3 separate regions of the Homo sapiens genome follow, and all the other regions are linked to region 1. Evidence: chromatin contacts called from ENCODE Hi-C or POLR2A ChIA-PET data. All regions are on one chromosome and are shown on one strand. Each heading gives the region's core, a stretch centred on a gene start or an enhancer-like site at or near the end of the contact. The rest is flanking DNA. Distances are from core to core; before and after follow the strand shown.

Region 1 (4,434 bases), core at 815-3,314:
TAGCACCCATCACAAATGGCCTGGTATATAAATCTTAACCTAATGCTAAAAAAATTTTAACTGCATTTCCTTTTACTATTAAAGATGTGAACTTGTGAGTAACCATTTGTAACCTACTTCTTTAGCTGTGAAATGGGAATTTCATGTTTGTTAGCAGTACTTAAGAAAATGAATGGGAAATATAAAGCACAGTACTTGGCACATAAGAAACAACCAATGAAATGTAACAATTATCTATAAGAACTATAAAAATAGCAGGCTATACACAAAGCTGCTACATTGATTTAGTAAGTGGTCAGTTGATAATGAAGATAACATCTTGCCACATTAAAAAATAAGCTTGGAGAGATTTGATGAGTAGTGTTTCATATAGTAATATCTTTGTAAAACTATGTCTGTGTCTTCCAATCCTCCCACCCCCACTTCACCACAGTCACACACACACACACACACACACACACACACACTTCTTAGCTTTTGGAATGCTTTCAGCTGCACATGGTAACAGTTGTGTACAATCCACCTTAATCTAAAAAAGGGAGTCTAGGATTGAGGAGCAATAGATTTGTCTCCATTGCATAAACTTTGAAGGGAACAGATTAAAATTTTCACTGCACATCTGAAATGAAATCTATTCTGAGGATGTGTCTAACATTGCTTGTTATTATAACTTTATGCTTCGATGTACTGAGTTGGCTTTGAATTTCTTTTTCCATTATTAGTTTATATCAATGATTGCATTTTACTAGCTGACTAGTTTTGTGTGTATTTTTCATCTCTGGGGAATTAATCTTTATTTTGTCTACATTTGAAGTTTTTCAGAATTTTTAAAATTTTTTCTAAACTGACTTTACTCTCTTGCTGTTTCCAGTTTCTCATTAGGGATTGGGAGATCTGCATTCTAGTTTTGTCTGTGGCACAACTAGCTGCCTGACCTGGAGTAAAGCACTTGCTTTCTCTGGGCTTCAGTTCCCTTACAAATCAAATAGGGGAGTTGGACTATGTGACCTGTAATCTCCATTTTAGCTCTATCTGTGATTTAGAGAATCATACTACCATATCAAATACATAACTGAATATGTTAAGATTGAGAAGATGCAGGCTGTGAGTACAATAATGTAAAGAACTTCACATAGAGCAAGAAACAAATATCAAGGTAACAAAGAGCAACCGAAAAGAGCAAAAGAAAATGATGATTATGTCATTTTGGAGACAAGGTTGAAAACCAGAGCTCCTCCATGTGGTGTAAGGATTCATCAAGACAGGTGAAAGGATTTCTTCCCCTGATCAGTAACTGGGATAAGGCATCCCGAGTAAGCAACAGGCCCTGGCCTTCGATGGGGTCGCTCCATACAAAATTAGCAACAGTCACTTGGGAACTTAAGTGAGATTAAACGCCAGAATAAGATCCAGGGTCTGCTTTGGTAGAAGGGGCACGGGAACCAAGTAATACGGGCTCATCCTATGCCTGACACCTAGGTTACCTTCCAAGTGGAAAAGGACATTAGTTGGAAGGCCACAGTGGAGTTTAAGGGAAGAGGAGGCCACATTTCTTGAGCCTTAAGACACTCGGGAGGAGGTTGGCGGGTAGGGCAGGGATGCAGAGTGGTTGCTTCCTTGGAGAGTGGGACCTCATTTGTCTACACAACCCACATTCCTCTCCTGAAATTCTCGACTCTTTCGGATAAATTTCTATTAAAGTGAACGTCAAGTCAGTCTTACGCCTCTTGAAGGAAAACAGAAAAGAAATTCCTGTAAGAGGTTGAGATGGGTGTGAGTGGTCGATAAGCAACGAAGCAAACAGAATTAACCACCTCCTTTGGCTGCTCTGCCTACACCTCCTGGCACAGTACTCAATTCCCAGCGCAGAGGAGGAACCAGGCTGTGCGGCTTCTCCAACAATCAGCGAAGTAGGAAATGTTTCGGAGACACTAATTGGCTCGATTGCCTGGCGCGCTCCTGGACCGAAAGCTGTGGCTGGTTGAGGCGTTGCCTGGCGACGTGTTACTCAGTGGCGCAGTGCTTCCGTAGAGGCCAGCTGGTTGCTACGCAGCAACAGGAAACATTCCGCGCTACCGAGTACTTTCTACTCCCGACCAGGCATTGCTCTCTCTGGAGACCCTCGGCGGTGGTTGCTGTATTTTGACTTGGTGAGTCCTGGGAACCGACCCTCGGGCCTGGGCTCCGATTTCTGGGCCAGAAACAAAGTCTGACTTTCGGAGAACATAAAGGCTCAAAGAGGCAGAGAAAATCAATGGAAAGGCATTTCAGTGATTGTCTGCTATCCGCCCATCATTTTAGAGGGGTGGAAAGTGAGCAATAGCGATATCAAAAGACTTGTCCAAGATCTCACGCTGAGTGGTCAAATCTGGACCTGCGCTGTTAAATACGGTAATCTTTAGACCTCGTGTGGCTAGTCTGAATTGCAATGTGCTCATATGTAAAAAGCACACTGGATTTTGAAGGCGTGGTACCAAAAGACAACATAAGATATCACTATAATTTTTATACTGTGTGTTCAAATGATTATGTTTTGTATATGGTAAATAAAACATATTATTAAAATTAATCTCACCTATTTCTTTTTTAAAAATGCTATTGCTTGAAAATTAAAATTGCATACAAAGCTCTCATATTTCTATTGGCCAGCACTGATCTATATAAAACCTAGGTCTGCCGACACCTGATTCAAGACCTCTTGTGCTAACCCTATTTTGGAAGGTGTTTCGAAGTATCTCCACTCATCTAATGGGGTGAAAGTGTGCGTGGTGGTGCAGAGTGCAAGACCATTACAAAAGGCTCATATTTCTAGTGTTTTAGGACCTTGCTACTCAAAGTGTATGAATCAGAACCTTCATTTTAACAAGCTCTGCAAGTGATTGTCCTGCACGTTAAAGCTCCAGAAGCACTGTGTAAGAAATTAGCCCTCAATTCTTTTTTTTCCCTTTGTTTCTTCTTGAGTACCTATACTGTATTTTTCAGACTGCGTGTACTAGAATTAGCTGCATTTTGAACAAGTTCCGCAGGAGATGAGAAACATTGATCTCAATACTAATTACATTTCCTTTTGTCCTTCCAAATCTAGACCAGTGTGGTCTCCAGATGAGCAGCAGCAGCAGCATCCGCCAAGAACTTGCAAGAAATGCAAATTCCTGGGTTCCACCCTAGCTACAGGGGTTCTTGAAGCCTAGGCACAGTTTCTAATTTTTTATTCCTTTGGTTCAAGTCCTCAGTTCGGGAAGACTGGGGTAACTTTGATGGGTTTTATTTGAGGGAAGTGAGCGAATTCAACTCTTCCTAGTCCTTAAGTCCCTCTCCAGTAGCCTCCTTCCCCAATCCTTTTGATCTACTTTTCATTTTCTTTTTCCTCACCTATTCTTTTCAGGAGTAAGGATGACTTTTCGGGCCACAGATAGTGAATTTGACCTGACAAATATTGAAGAGTATGCCGAAAATTCTGCACTTTCAAGACTGAATAATATAAAAGCCAAACAAAGAGTGAGTTATGTGACATCCACAGAAAATGAATCTGATACACAAATCCTAACGTTTAGGCACATTACAAAAGCTCAGGAGAAGACAAGAAAACGACAGCAGCCTATAAAACTAGAGCCTTTGGTAAGTTCAAAAACCATTGTTTTAGCCTCTGTAGCCACAGAGGAAGTTGTAAAATTGCTTTGGAGGATAGAAGTCATGTCCAGACTCTGAACTGACAAAGAAGGAATGAAAAGCTAAAAGATAATAACTGCTTATGTAGTTGTAAATACGGTAAATATTTATTAAACAAATATTAAGTTCTAGGCACTGTTTAAGTTGAAGGATACAGTGGTGAACAAAGTTTTCAGGCAGATAAGTCCTCTCTAGGATTATGTACAATACAGATACTTAACTATGTATGCTATTAGGCACTTTTAGATATTAGGGTACCATTTAACACTGAGAAGTTTAGCAAATGTTATATTTAGTTATATAGTTTTATTATTTTCAAAGTACATGCCTTTGTATTTAAAAAATTGTGTGCATGTTGAAAATACTTAATTTTTAGAAACCATTTATGCCCTTGGATAATTATAAACGCATGTAAAGAGCAGTGAAAGCGAAAAAATTAAAAAGTAAAAGTTGTCCTCTCCACCATTAGACGTTAGCTACATCTATTTCTCTCTGACGTATTTGCCTTCACTTGACAAAAGTGTATCACTAACCGTTGATGATTAAAGTTGTTTAATTTGTCACCAATGCCATCTACTCATGTATATTAAAAGTTTGTTATGTGCGTACTCTGTGCCAGGGTTTGAGCCATGCTCTGAGGAATGAACAAAGCAAATGAACAAATATAAATGAACAAAATAAACAAATATAAATGAACAAAAATGAACAAAGCAGACAAGATTCCTGTTGACATTCTAGTAATTCTAAATAAGCAGACTGAACAAT
Region 2 (4,434 bases), core at 617-3,116, 430 kb after region 1:
TGAGGATGGGGGCTGGTCACCAGAGAGACCAAGGCATGACAGAATTGGAACTTTCAGCTCATCCCCAGACCTCCAGGAAGGAAAAGGGGCTGGTGATTGAGTCAATCAGCATTGGTCAATGATTTCATCAATTGTGCCTGTGTAATGAAACCTCCATAAAAACCCCTAAATGATGAGATTCGGGGAGCTTCCAGTTGGTGAACACACTGAAGTGCTAGGAGGGCGGCCTGCCCAGAGGAGACATAGAAGCCCTGCGTGCCCCTCCAATACCATGCCCTATGCTTCCACCTGGCTGTCTCTGAGCATATGTCCTTGATCATAAAGTGGTAAGCCTAACGAAAGTGTTTCCGAGTTCTGTGAGCCATTCTGGCAAATTATTGAACATGAAGAGGGGGTTGTGGTAACCTAGGACTTCTATAGCTGGTTGGTTAGAAATACAGATGGTAACCTGGTACCAGCAACCGACATCTGAAATCAGGGCAGTCTTGCGGGATGGAGCTCTTTGGTGGCATTGACACTAATTCTAGGTAGATAATGTCAGAATGGAATTGATTTGTTGGATACCCAATTGGTATCTGGAGAGTTGAATAACTGGTCAGTATAAGAAAAAACTCACACATTTGGTGGCAGAAGTATTGTGAATAAAAACAGTTCAGAGCTCCCCTACTCCCAAACCAGAAAACCTGGAGTCATCTTCGATGCCACCCTCTCACCACCCACCCTCTGCACTATCCCTGCCAATCACTTGCCAAGTTACCCTGATTCCACCTCCAAATACCTCTCTCATCTCCCGTCTTCACTTTTCATTCATCATTTACTCATTCAATCACAAATATTTGCTCTTATCTTCTCTGTGCCAGGCTTTGTGATAGGCATTGGAGTCAGAAGAATGAATGAGACCTGGTAGGAAAATCACAATCTAGTGGTAAAACAAAAACCAGAACACAATCATAAAGCAATGGGATTCACACTCAGAAATGCATAGAGCTGCTGGGCGTGGTGGCTCATGCCTGTAATCCCATCACTTTGGGAGGCCGAGGTGGGCGGATCATGAGGTCAGGGGTTCGAGACCAGCCTGACCAACATGGTGAAACCCTGTCTCTACTAAAAATACAAAATTAGCTGGGCGTGGTGGCACATGCCTGTAATCCTGGCTACTCAGGAGGCTAAAGCAGGAGAATCACTTGAACCTGGGAGGCAGAGATTGCAGCAAGCCGAGATCGCACTACTGCACTCCAGCTTGGATGACACAGTGAGACTCTGTCTCAAAAAAAAAAAAAAAAAAAAGAAAAGAAAAGAAAAGAAATGCACAGAGCATCATAGAGTCCAGGGCAGGGGTCCCTGACCAAGCTCGGGAATGGTGGGGGATGGGGTGGGGACATCAGTGGAGTTTTTTGGGGTTTTTTGTTTTGCTTTGTTTGAGACAGGGTCTTGCTCCGTCACCCAGGCTGGAGTGCAGTGGTGTGATCATAGTTCACTGCAACCTTGAACTCCTGGGCTCAAGGGATCCCCCGGCCTCAGCCTCCTGAGTAGCTGGGATTACAGGCATGAGCCACCACACCCAGTCAATAGACTTTTCTTGATGTGGGTGACACCCAAGCTTTAAGTTTGAAGACTAAAGGAGAGCTGGCACACCAACAGTATACGAGGGGAGGGGAGGGGAGAGGGGAGGGGAGAGGAGGGGAGAGGGGAGGTGAGAGGGGAAGGGAGGGGAGGGAGGAGGGGAGGGGAGGGGAGGGGAGAGGACACAGCAGGCTGGTAGGGCAGCTTTGAATATGGCTCAGAGGCGAGGCGAGCAAGGTCTGAATCACTTCTGCTCCAAGTCCAGGCCCACATTACTTCTTATACGGACAAGAGGCCAGTAACTGCTCTACCCACACATTCTCCTCCCCTACCATCAGAAAAATCTCCCTAAAGCTCAAATTTGACTTCCTGTCTCCCCTGCTTGCTACCCTCTGCTGGTTCCCCTTTCTGATCTGTGGTGTCTCAGCTCCACCTCTGTTCATAAACTTCATATGGTGCCTTCAAAAGTATTTCCGTCTCTGGACCTTCATCCCTGCACTACTGTCTGCCTGGAATTTCCTGCCCTGCCTTGGTTGATGAGGTGGACTCCTATTCATACTTCAGAGTGACTCAGATGTGACTTGTTCCACAAAGTCCCCACCCACTTGCACTCACCTCCGTGGTGCACGTATTCCAGGGCCGTGAGCTTCACCTCTCTGCACGTCTCCCTCCTGCTACAGCTGTGAGGGTGCAGACCTCCTCTGCTGGCACCAGGGCCCGGCCTGCAGTGGGCCTTTGGCAAATGAGGAACTAGGGCTACCGGTAGGTGAAAATGCAGCTAATGCCCAGGAAGCTAGAAGCTGTTGGAACATTTCTGAGACCCTTTAGACCTGGAAATAGCTCTATGTTAGAGGGTTGCTGATAGAGAAGGCTGGAAGTGAGGTCCCTCTGTCCCCAGCTCGCCTCAGACCCTGGTTCCAGATACAGTTGCATGTGTTTCCAACCAAGACTCTGACCTGGCTCCTCAACCAAACCTCCCCTGCGTCCATGGATCTATCTGAACTCCCATTTATAATCGTAAGAGGCTGTGGGTTAGAGGCGCTGTGCTAATGATGGCTGTATGGTTATTATGATTGTGAAGTTGTTATATTTTACATAGAATACAAGTTTATGTACATTACGATTAAGACTAGTAAAGCTCTTTGGAACTTTAAAAACAAATCCCAGTCAGGCGTGATGGCTCACGCCTGTAATCCTAGCTCTTTGGGAGTCCAAGGCAGGAGGACTGGTTAAGCCCAATTCTCCAGGAGTTTGAGACCAGCCTGGGCAACATAGTAGGACCCCATCTCTACAAAAAAATAAAAATCAAAAAATTAGCCAGACGTGGTGGCATGCACCTTTAGTCCCAGCTACTCGGGAGGCTGAGGCAGGAGGACTGTTTGAGCCCAGGAGGTGGAACCTACGGTGAGCCATGATCTCACCACTGCACTCCAGCCTGGGCAACAGAGTGAGACCCTGTCTCAAAAAAACGAAACAAAACAAATCTCAATTCAATTACATTTAATTATTTCAAAAACCAAGCTCTCTCATTGTACAACATTCAAACAATAACGTAAGAAAAAGTGCCTATGGGTCCCAAATTGGTGTGACTCCTGTGTCCTGTCAGCCTATAGAAACACAAGTGTCTGTGTGTGTAACTTTGACCCCTTCTCCTCCCCCTCCAAAAAATGTACATGCATATATATATATATACTTTTTGTTTTGTTTTTGTTGTTTTTTGTTTTTGATATTAGTAGAGACAAGGTCTCACTATGTTGCCCAGGCTGGTCACAAACTCCTGGGCTCATGCGATCCTCTCACCTTGGCCTCACAAAGTACCGGGGTTATAGGCGTGAGCCACCATGCTCAGCCTATACATTCTTATTCTTTTTTTTCTTTCTTTTTTTTTTTTTTTTTGAGACAGAGTCTTGCTCTGTCACCCAGGCTGGAGATCAGGCCATTGCCTGATCTCGGCTCACTGCAACCTCCACCTCCTGGGTTCAAGCGATTCTCCTGCCTCGGCCTCTCGAGTAGCTGGGATTACAGGCATGTACCACCACACCAAGCTAATTTTGTATTTTTAGTAGAGACGGGGTTTCACCATGTTGGTCAGGCTGGTCTTGAACTCCTGACCTCAGGTGATCCACCCACCTCAGCCTCCCAAAGTGTTAGGGTTACAGGCGTGAGCCACCATGCCCAGCTATATATATATTTTTTGTTTGGTTGGTTTTGTTTTGTTTTGTTTTTTGAGGCAGAGTCTCGCTCTGTCACCCAGGCTGAAGTGAAGTGGCACGATCTCGGCTCACTGCAACCTCCGCCTCCCAGGTTCAAGCGATTCTCCTGCCTCAGCCTCTCGAGTAGCTGGGATTACAGAAGCGCACCACCACGGCTGGCTAATTTTTTGGTATTTTTTAGTAGAGACAGGTTTTCACCATGTTGGTCAGGCTGGTCTTGAACCCCTGACCTCAAGTGATCCGCCCGCTTCAGCCTCCCAAAGTGCTGGGATTACAGGCGTGAGCCACCACACCTGGCCTTATATTCTTTTTAAAAAAAAAAAAAAACAAAACAAAAACAAAAAGAAAAAAAACACCTGATGGGGTCAGGTGTGATGGCTCACACCTGTAATCCCAGCACTTTGGGAGGCCGAGGTGGGCGGATCACTTGAGGTTAGGAGTTAGAGACCAGCCTGGCCAACATATAGTGAAACCCCATCTCTACTAAAAATACAAAAATTAGCTGGGTGTAGTGGCGCACGCCTGTAATCCCAGCTACTCAGGAGGCTGTCTGGAAAATCACTTGAACCTGGGAGGCGGAGGTTGCAGTGAGCTGAGATCACGCCATTGCACTCCAGCCTGGGCAACAAGAGCGAGACTCCATCTCAACAAAACAAAA
Region 3 (4,434 bases), core at 1,164-3,663, 320 kb after region 1:
AAGGAAAATGAGCAGTCTCACATCAGCGCTTCTGTAAACTAGAAAGTGCTCTGTGAAGGGCGGTCAGTATTGACATACTGAATACAGGGCATGAAGACAGGTGGGGATGAGAGAAGTCCAGGATGTATCCAGGATTTCCCGCCTGAAGGGAGACTGGCAGGAGCCTCTGGGGTGAGGGGGAACAGGGAGACAAGGTGCAGTGAAGGGGGGCCTTCTGAGGAGAAAGAGGGCAGCTGGAGATGGGCGGCCTTCGGGCAGACACAACTGCTGGATCCTCTGCCAGGGGATGGGCATTTGCATCCTGGAACTCTCTCGCTACAGCTGAGACCTCTGCCAGGAGAGGGGGCTGCTGACCACAGATCGGGAGGCAGTGGGGGCCAGAGGAATGGAGGGGATATTAGGGGCTGATGTGTGCCCCCCACATTCACATGTTGAAGCCCCATCCCCAGTACCTCAGAATGTGACCATTTGGAGTTAGGGCCTTTAAAGAGGTGATTCAGTTCACATGAGGGCCCTAGTCCAATAGGACTAGTGTCCTTAGTAGAAGAGAGGCCAGGGATGCTCGCTTACAGAAAAAAAAAATGCCATGTGCCGGCAGGAAGAGAAGGCGGCCATCTACAAGCCAAACAAAGAGGTCCCAAGAGAAACCAGTCCCGTTGACACCTTGATCTGGGACTTTCAGCCTCCAGAACTGTGAGAAATGCATTTCTGTTGATTAAATCACTCAGTCTGTGGTTGTTGTTATGACAGCCCAAACAGACTACTACAGGGGAAGGGGAAGGACACCTGGGGCCCACCAGGATGGACGACCAGTTGGGAGGCCAGTGGGTGGACAGCATTGCTGAGGGCTGGGGGCTGGGCCTCCTGAGTTCTTTACAGAAAGGTCTGAAAGGGCAGAGGGCAGTTTGGCCAAAAAAAAAAAAGAGAGAGAAATAAACCTAGGGAGGAGGAAACAGCTCAGAGAAAAGGTGCTTTCTCCTGCCCCTGAGAAGGGTGAGACATGCACTCCCTGCACCCCTAACCCCTCTGGCCTGTTTACCACTGTCATGGCCCGATTTTGCCTCCCGAAAACTTCCAAAACACCTAGGGCAAAGGACACTGGGCATTAAGCCTAATTACTCCTCCTTTCCCCTACCCCTCAACCCCTGGGCAACCTTCCCTTCACCTTCCCCCGCTTGCCAAACACCACTGAGGAAAACGCCAGTGTGGCCCCTGCAGCCCAAAGTGTCCATCCTGCCAACCACGTCTGACACAGCCCCAGCCACACAGAGCCAGCTGAGCTGGTGCCAAATGTCCATGTAAGGTCAAGTGTGGGGGAAATGACGAGGCAGGGGTTCTCTGGAGCTCCTCAAGATAGCAGCCCACCCTGGTGCCCAGGCAGCCCCATGAGGGTCTCAGCTCCCCAGCCAAGATAGAAGCACAGGACGGTTACTTGTGGATGGGTCGTCCAGCAGGGGCGTGTTCTACCTCATAGCCTTCACGCCGCAAAACATCCAGCACTGTGTTGTTGCCCATGAAATGACCTGCAGTGAGAAAAACAACCTGAAATGCTGCAGCTCTCAGGACCACCAAACATACTCCCCAAACACACACCCTAGAACCAAGAAATTACCCTGCCAAGCCCCCTGCCTATCTGTCCAGCACAGTACAGTTCTAGAGAGCTTCTGGAATCAGGCCTGCCAACAGTCCTGCAAGGCAGGCAGGGCAGCATCAGTAGCATTTCAGAGACAATGACACTGAAGATCAGAACAATGCAGCAAGTTACCTGAAGTCACAAAGCTAAGGGGATAGCCTGGACATCAAACTGCAACCTGGTAAGACCTCCCAGAAGAGGTGATATGTGAGCAGGATCCTGAAAGGTGAGGACACTGGTCTGGAGAAAATACAAGAATTCAAGCTGAGCACAGTGGCTCACACCTGTAATCCCAGCACTTTGGGAGGCCGAGGCGGGTGGATCACCTGAAGTCAGGAGTTCAAGACCCACCTGGCCAACATGGTTAAACCCCATCTCTACTAAAAATACAAAAATTAGCCGGGCATGGTGGCAGGCACCTGTAATCCCAGCTACTTGAGAGGCTGAGGCAGGAGAATCACTTGAACCCGGGAGGCAGAGGTTGCAGTGAGCCGAGATCATGCCACTGCATTCCAGCCTGGGTGACAGAGCAAGACTCTGTCTCAATTAAAAAAAAAAGGAGGGGGGGGAATTCCCAACTACAGGATGGAATGCAATTGTGCTCTCTGAAAAAACAGGGAGGCTGGTGGGACGGAAGGAATGGCTACTTCCCAATCACCACTTTCTAGAAAAAGTAAAGGCAACCTAATCTAAGATCTGTCATTCTTGGAGGTTTCTGCATAGGACAAACCCACTGTAGTCTCAGGAGTCACAACCAGGGAACCCTGGGAGCCTGCGGCAGTACAGCAAATAGGCCCCGAGAAGGAAGCAGAAGGCCCATGGTTCCTGCTTTCATTTTCACCCTCATGCATCAAAGGGGGTGTTCATGGGTCAGCAGGGGCTCAGAAAGGGAAGTTTGGCAAAACCATTCCCTCCCATCCTCCCCTCTCCTCCCCACAGCCTAGACCAGCCTAGACAGCTGCCAGTGCAGGGGCGATAGCTGTAACCTAGAAATGTGGGGTAGGAGAGGAGGCCACTGGAGAAGTAACCCTGGCAAACAGGAGCCAAAAATCAGCATGAGCTGATTTAAGATCGACACCTAAATAAGAAAAAAAGTCATGTCTTTCACCACTGATCCTAGGTTATTCATTTGCAAATAAGGAACTGGCAATTTAGAACAAGTGATTATAGTTTCCACTTAGCACTTCTGACTTCAATTTTTCTTCTACTGCAAAGGTGATTTCCATTTCTAATCTTCGCATTTTATATCCAGATCCCCATGACAAAAGTCGCTGCTTGATTTTAAAACTCCAGTACTTTCCATTTTCAGTTATCCTCATTTTGCAATTAAAAGTTTGCTAACCACACAGCTTTTAAGTTTTAAAAGCACACGGTAATGTGTTTCGGAGCAATTTCTGTAGTTTCCTCTGTTCAACTTAGCCTTCAGAAGGCACAGAGAGAAAGCAGCTACAGGAATATAACTTTGCCTTAGAAGGAGCCAGTGCTAGATGGGGGCTCACAGCCCCTGGGCACTTCGGGCATCAGGAGTGCCCAGGGGCTGTCAGCCCCAATCTAGCCCTGCATCAGTATGACAAATCAAGCCCTGAGTACTGGGCAAGCTCAGGTGTTGGTGTTGCCTGTTCCACCTGCCTGGCAGAACCCCCACCACGAGGGCCCACCCACCGAACTGCTCAGACCAAGCTGTGCCCCAGCCTCCCACCAGCCCAGAACCCAGTCGACCTTTCCCCTCTCCCCAGCGCCCCATTACCCCTGCCACGGGACATACGGGAAGTTTTTGGGAGCTCACCTAAGTCTGGCAGGGGTGGAAAGCAGAAGCCCACACTCCAGCACCTGGGCACCTTCCATCCACACAGACCCGGGGTGGTGCATTGGGACACCACCACTGGCTCTGTTTCCTAACTTTCTCATCTGGGGTCTGCACCACTGTTACGGTGCCTCAAGAGTGAGGCCCAGGCTAACAGCTTTGTTCCAAGAAGCCATTTGTTGAGACAGTACAAATGTGCACACGGTGCCCAATCCAGACATGAAACACAGGACTTACAGAAGAAGAAAACTACCACATACTCACGGGCATTGCTGAGGGCACAAACTGCAGTTTGTTTGTGGCAGAACTTTTCAATGAGCATAATGTGGGAGCCAAACCCCTTATATTTCTATAACAGTTTTATTAATATTTGAATATAATTCACATAACATAAAATTCATCCTTTTAACGTATGCCAGTCGGTGATTTTTTCTGTATATTCAGAAAATCATGCAATCATGACCACTATCTAATTTTAAAACATTTTCATCGTTTTGACCCCAGCCCCTGGCAACCACTAATCTATGAATACTTTCTGTCTCTATAGATTTGCCTGTTCTGGACATTTCATATAAATATAATCATATGATTTTGTGACTGGCTGTTTTCACTTAGCATAATGTTTTCAAAGTTCATCCATGTAGTACCATATATCAGTACCTCTTTCCTTTTTATGGCCAAATAGTATTCCATTTGTGTGTATATATCACCTTTTATTTATCCATGTCAGTTGATGGATAGTTGGATTGGTTCCACTTTTTGGCTATTATAAATAATGCTGCCATGAACATCTGTGTACAAATTTTCGTGTGGACATATGTTTTCAATTCTCCTAGGCATATATCTGGAAGTTGAAATGCTGAATCAAATGGTAGCCCCATGTTTAATTTTTAAAAACTGCTAAACAGTTTTCCAAAATGGCTACACCATTTTAAATTCCCAGTAGCAATGTATGAGGGTGCCAATTTCTCCATGTCTTCACCAAAACTTTTTACTC

The links. Hi-C counts contacts between places; a loop is a spot of excess contacts on that map. ChIA-PET counts read pairs that join two places held with the same protein, here RNA polymerase II (POLR2A). Pooled maps may share reads with other maps.
Region 2: a pooled map shows a loop between it and region 1 (2.4-fold over the local background). The contact joins the enhancer-like site here to the promoter of DNAH6 in region 1. A Hi-C loop is called at or near these places in 4 of 50 pooled maps. POLR2A ChIA-PET finds 5 or more read pairs at or near these places in 2 of 52 experiments (WTC11 and naive thymus-derived CD8-positive, alpha-beta T cell).
Region 3: a loop to region 1 is called in a pooled map, with 2.0 times the contacts of the local background. The contact joins the enhancer-like site here to the promoter of DNAH6 in region 1. A Hi-C loop is called at or near these places in 7 of 50 pooled maps.

What each region holds. Positions count from the first base shown.
Region 1 is chr2:84,514,434-84,518,867 of GRCh38, forward strand. DNAH6 (dynein axonemal heavy chain 6) reads left to right here and starts at 2,065. Exons shown (of 77, transcript NM_001370.2): 1 at 2,065-2,150; 2 at 3,386-3,618. The coding sequence starts at 3,394.
Region 2 is chr2:84,944,450-84,948,883 of GRCh38, forward strand. No RefSeq gene overlaps it. Among named protein-coding and RNA genes, the nearest start is that of KCMF1, 24 kb to the right of the region's middle. RefSeq lists a silencer at 1,645-1,794 and an enhancer at 1,965-2,134. Within about 2 kb of position 1,867, at least 20 of the 41 ENCODE cell types and tissues checked have a DNase peak (open chromatin) inside an H3K27ac peak, as active enhancers do.
Region 3 is chr2:84,830,623-84,835,056 of GRCh38, forward strand. TRABD2A (TraB domain containing 2A) reads right to left here. Exons shown (of 7, transcript NM_001277053.2): 5 at 1,433-1,523. Among named protein-coding and RNA genes, the nearest start is that of TRABD2A, 48 kb to the right of the region's middle. Within about 2 kb of position 2,414, at least 8 of the 41 ENCODE cell types and tissues checked have a DNase peak (open chromatin) inside an H3K27ac peak, as active enhancers do.